Linked DNA regions of Homo sapiens: region 2 is linked to region 1. The links are chromatin contacts, found by Hi-C in ENCODE. All regions are on one chromosome and are shown on one strand. The core of a region is the stretch at or near the end of the contact, and the rest is flanking DNA. Distances in the headings are between cores, read along the strand shown.

The links. A loop is a pair of places that touch in the nucleus more often than their neighbours do. Pooled maps may share reads with other maps.
Region 2: a map of ovary shows a loop between it and region 1 (16-fold over the local background). The contact joins the promoter of ROCK1 here to the promoter of GREB1L-DT in region 1. A Hi-C loop is called at or near these places in 1 of 168 maps with a recorded cell type or tissue (ovary) and 3 of 50 pooled maps.

The regions. Positions count from the first base shown.
Region 1 is chr18:21,241,461-21,244,160 of GRCh38, forward strand. It overlaps GREB1L-DT (GREB1L divergent transcript), which reads right to left and starts at 1,268. Exons shown (of 3, transcript NR_183513.1): 1 at 1,150-1,268. GREB1L (GREB1 like retinoic acid receptor coactivator) reads left to right here and starts at 772. Exons shown (of 33, transcript NM_001142966.3): 1 at 772-933.
Region 2 is chr18:21,110,515-21,113,214 of GRCh38, forward strand. ROCK1 (Rho associated coiled-coil containing protein kinase 1) reads right to left here and starts at 1,299. Exons shown (of 33, transcript NM_005406.3): 1 at 304-1,299. The coding sequence starts at 396. RefSeq lists enhancers at 952-1,540, 1,194-1,488, 1,588-1,807, 1,838-1,897 and a silencer at 1,158-1,547.

The sequences.
Region 1 (2,700 bases), core at 18-2,517:
ACCCGTCAAGGCCCAGGGCCAGCTGGACGCGGCTGCCCTGGGGTGGAGCCGTCCCCGTGGTCCCGGGAGGCTACCGACGAGCCGGGGCCCGGGGCCGGAGGGCGTGCTCCTCCGGGAGGTGCAAAAGTCGGCTTGGGCCCGGAGCTCCCGGGTTTGTTTGGTTTTGTCCGCGCCCTGCCCCCACCCTACCCCCTTCATGCAAAAGGCCAAGGGTTTCCGAGCCACCACTGCCCAGGCCGAGTTCACGCTTGGGGCTCTTCAGCCGCCGTCCAGTGAACAGAGAAAGCAATTGCGCAGAGGCGAGAGCAGGCTGAATGAACGCGGGCTCCAGGGGAAATAATTTTTCCTCCTGGCTTCGCGCGTCAGCACACTGGGGTGCAGCCCTCCCTCACAGAAGACCCCCCCCCCGCACGACCCCCTGTACACCCCCGCGGGGCTGCGCGTTCGTCTGTGCGGCGGGGTTTGGGAATGGAGGCGTGAGGACCGCGCATCGAGGGCTCCACAGGCTGGGCGGGGGGCGTCGTTGGAGGGGGGTAGGGGAGAAATGCGCGCCCACCACCCTCACAGAGGGCGAGGGACCCCCAAAAGCCACTCGCGGACGCCGAGGCAGCGGGAAGGCGCGAGGCGGGGCGGGGGGAGGGGGCGCGGGGGTCCCCGCTGCGGAGGCCAGGGCGGGCGGGAGGGGCAGCACCTGAGGAATCCGCCTCCGGCTGCGGCGGCCGCCGCCTCGCTCCGCCCCGGGGAACTGAGCGCGCGGACCGCGCGCCTGCCAGAGAGACGCCAGCCGCCGGCGGCGCTAGCACCTCGGAGTCGGGCGGCCGGAGCAGCGGAGCGCAGCGCGGCGCAGGGAACGGCACTGGGGGTGGGGAGACCAGCCCGGCCGAGCCGAGGGCCACCCCCTGGTCCTCTGCCCTCGCGCCCCGCTAGGGCCAGGTGAGCGGCCGCGGGGACTCCGGGGCGCGGGCAGGAGGTGAGAGGTCGCGAACCGGGCGCGGGAGCTCGCCTGTGACCGGCAGGAGCTGCCCTTTGGCGGGCTGGACGCCCTGGCCGCGCGGGGAAGCGCCGCAGCGGACTTTTCCGGAGGGATGGGAAGCTCAGCGGGGGTGTGAGCGGAGCGCGTGCGGGTGGCGAGGGAGCGCCAGTGCCAACCTGGGAGCCGTGCCTGCCTTCCCTGCCGCCTCGCGTCGCCCACCGAAGGGACCCGGCCGTGCTGTCCGCGCCCAGAGGCCGAAGGCCTGTCACCGGGCTCTACTCGCTGCCTTTGTGGCGGGAGCGAGACGGCCCGGGGGTGGGACGAGGGAGCTGCGGCGCGCCGAGTAGCGCGGGGTCCCCCGGCGGAGGCGGCGAGGGGGCACCTGGTTCGTCTCCCCGAGCCCAGGGGCAGTGAGGGGGTGCCGGGCAGGCGGGCGGGCGACAGGTAGGGCGCCGCGGAGGTGGCGGGGAGAGGATGGATGGAGTTCAGCCTGGGAAAGTTGAGAACGTCCAGAGGTGGCTGGGCGCTCGCTCGGCGTCTGTGGGTTTTTTTCCTCAACACCAAATGTCACTTCGTCACGAGCGGGCGCGCGTGTCTTCCGGCCAGCATGTCCATTTTTCTGTGCATGGCTGAGGACCACTCTTATTCCGAATGAGACACAAAGAGTTGTGTTGACAGCTGACCCTGACACAAGCAGACAGCGAGTGAGGTGCGCCCTGGCCGGGGAGGGTGAGGGAGACTCGTTAAAGGAAATCCATTCCCGCCGTCCCTCTTCCCAGCTCCATTAAGAGGAAACTCCATGTGGAGATTCAGTGCGTGGGGTTTCTCAGTTACATGAGTCCAAGGAACGTCCCCGAACGCGACTCGTTTGCCCGGAACTGCCGCTGCCTCTAACCGAGGCTGCGGGTCCTGGAGAAACTCCTCAGTCTTGCCCCTTTCTCCGGTGAACGTGACGGTTCCAAGGTCCTTATCCTCCCCACCCACTCCTCTGGCCCCGGCTGAGAGGATAGAAACCACATTTTAATTTCTGCTTTTCACACCGTAAGGTGTTTTTTTCCGCCTCCCCCCGCCTCGAGGCGGGAATCCCTGCTTAAATCACATTTTTAAACCTAGCCGTTTAAATACAGGGAAGAGCTTTCCCACAAAAGGTTTTTGAACTCAGTCCCCCTTAATAAAACCTCTCATTCATCTATATATGTTCTTAGACTTTAAATCCTGGAACTCTGCTTTGAGTGTTGTGACTGTGTTGTTTCTTCTCTTTGCTGAAATTTTCTAGGAGGTTTTGTGAATGATACTGAAAAATTATTTAAAAGAGAAAAAATTAAATTGTTGAAATATTTAGTAATACAGTTACATGCATATAGGTATGTATTTCAAGAGGAAAATGTTTAATGAATGAATATATAAGTAGGGTAAACATTTCAAACAACAGTGAAGAGTATACAGTGTAAATTAAGCCCTCTTTCCTCTCCTCCATACAAGCCTTCATCCTTCTCAGAGGCAGCCACTGTTGTATATTTTTTGTATATCTTTCCGTAAGTCTATTAAAATGGAATTACATTATAGATGATGAAAGGGATTGAATATAAGACTGAACTATATATTCGTGGTGATGACCATTAACTTGATACCCACTCATGATGACATGAGATTATTTAGCCAAATGTGGACAATTATTACCTTGAAGATCAGTTAGAGGGCTAAAAATCTTAGAACAGTATGCAGTG
Region 2 (2,700 bases), core at 49-2,548, 130 kb before region 1:
GTAACTCTGACGTGATAACTTTTTATAGGATGCCTGCAATAGCAGTTTGTAAGTATCTTTCGGGTACTCATGAACTGAGTCAGAATTAAAAGTTCAGAGTAGTTAGTACAGAGCCAGTCAAATGGCAAATAGGACCACACCATGAGATGTTAATGGTACTCCAAGATTCTTCAGGAAACAGAAATCTAGCATTTTCCAAGACGATTATGCACACCTGAGACTTTTGCAGCGAACCAGACTAATGCAAGAGGAAGGAAAGACATGCAAAACCCCAGACAAGCAAAAGAGAACAGCGCTACTCACCAGCAAACAATCCGAATTCACTTCCGATTTGGGATCCCGCAGCAGGTTGTCCATTTTTTCAAATCGAGTCTCAAAACTGTCCCCAGTCGACATGTTGCTGCTGCTGTGACAATGCCCTCTTACCAGCACCAGCAGCGGAAAGCAATTTCAACCAACTTCCTCCGCGGTGGGTTCGCAGCCGCGGGGCGGAGGAGCCGGAACCTCAGGGTCACCAGGTGCGCCCGGTTCCCCCGTCTTCCCCTCACTGAGGGGACCTCCGCTCTCCAGACCCCGGGCCGGGGGCAACAGCGACCCACAGCCGCTCGGACGCCCAAAGTCGCATCCCACCCGGCAGCCCCTCACGACAGCCGACAGCGCCGTCGCCACCAGCCTCGTCGCTCCGGCGAGGTGCTTCAGTCTAGCGGGCCCCGGCCGCCGTCGCCATGGAGGGGTCCCCGTCCCGAGATGGGCAGGAGCGGGTAGAGAAAGAGAAGCAGGGTGGAGACTCCCTCCGGGCAACAAGGGAGGGAGAAGAGGAAAGGCGAAAGCAAAGGGCGGGTGAGGAGCTGTGCCAGCTGCGGCCGCCGCTCGGGCCACGGGCCGGGCCCGCTCCGCTCAGAGGCGCTGTAGACGGTCTAGCCCCGCGTCCCCGGCTCTACTCGGCCCGGCCCGACGCACCGATCAGTCTCGGCCACGAGCTGGTCCACGCAGGACAGCCTCACTCTCCCATTTTGTCCCGTCGCTGCTGGGGCTGCTGCTACGGTGTCCGGTGGGGCAGGGCGAGGTCGATGCCCGATGGAGACTTAGCAGAGGAAAGGCTGGAGAGCGGGCGAAGAGGAAGACGATAGTTGGGTCCCGGCGGCTGCTGATGGGGGAGCTTCTGGGAGGGGCTGCGGTCCCAGCCGGGGAAAGGGCGAGTCGCGGCGGCGAATGCCTGGGGGGTGGGGCGAGGGGGGCTGAGAGGGACTAATATGTCCGCCTTCCTGTTCAAACAAACGGAGACCGCCGGGGCAGACTGCGCATGCGGGGCGCGGACGCTCGGAAGGGGAACCAGCCGGGACCCCGCGCGCGCGCGCGCACTCTGTCGCCTCCGCAGGGTGGGGTGGGGCGGGGCGGTGAGGTGGGCGGGGCCTTGCGGGCAGGCGGTGGAGAAGGCGGACCGCTGGGAGGAGCCGAGTGCGGGTAAGCAGCTGCCGGCAAGGTTCTCGCCTTGGCCGGCTCTGAGGAGCCATGCAGGGCTCTGGAGCGGCCTTGGAGGTCCGGACGGAGGCGGAGCTCTGGCTGCTTCTGATCGCTGTCCCGGCAGATGCCCCAGCTCTGTTTCCTCTGGGTTGCAGCCAGTCCAGAGACTTCTGACGAGGAGAGAGTGCTTGTTCTCCTTGTTGCTGTTAGGGTGGGGCAATAGGTTCTTTTTTAGGCAAGAAGCCTTTTCGTCGGCAGGTACCAGCATTGAGCACCAGTGGCGTTTGGTTTTCAGTGGTACTCCATGGACAGCCCTCCGCGAGCCCCGGCGTTGAACCCATTTACGATTCACTGGGAAAGTTCCGAAGCGCTGCAGCGCTCAGCCCTCCCACGCCAGGCGTGTGTGTCAGGGGAGCCATAAAATACTGACTCCGGAAGATACAGTCAATAGAAGTCAAGCTCAATTTAATTTTTTTAAAGGAAAATAATCTCGTAGAAAAAAATCAATATTTTTAAGTCGTTCGTGTTAGTTCTCATAACACCCCTACTGTAGTTCTCTCCTGGACGTGTAATGCTGCCGTTTCAATGTCAAAACATTCAGTGAAACTTAATTGTGATTTTTATCAGAACTAATGTAGGACATGAGAATAATGGGCATTTCTCCTAGTTCCGTTACTTCGTTGACTGTGGTGTGAGGAAAGGTGAAAGACTTGTCACTCACCCCCGCTGATAAAGTTATGTTCTTCACTGGTTTCAGCAGGAAATCTACCTTAATTTATTCCTCATCAAACTTTATTTTTGCTCAGAAGCCAAATTAAGGATCACTAGAAATAGAAAATGTGGATCTTTTACCCCATGATGGAAAATGCTACAGATGAACCAAAAAGCATCGGAGTAAAAAGCATCGTACAGCATCTGAACAGTCCACCAGCCTTACGATGTGAGTCAGAGGTTAGGAAAATCTTACACTGTTTGAAAAAATGTCTATTTCTATTTTCAATTTATTAAATACAAGAAATATTTAGATATAAAATCCACTATATATATCAAGATAGGACGTTCTTGGTTTATACAAAAATCATAACAAAGACAACTAGACAAACCAGGTATTTCATTAAATGCCTTTGCAGCGACTTTTCTTGGCTCCAGCATTTTAAGTCATGTGAATTAGACTTATTTTTAAGCATAGGGCTTAAAATAAATCAGGCAGTTGCCCTAAAATAAATTTCCTAAACC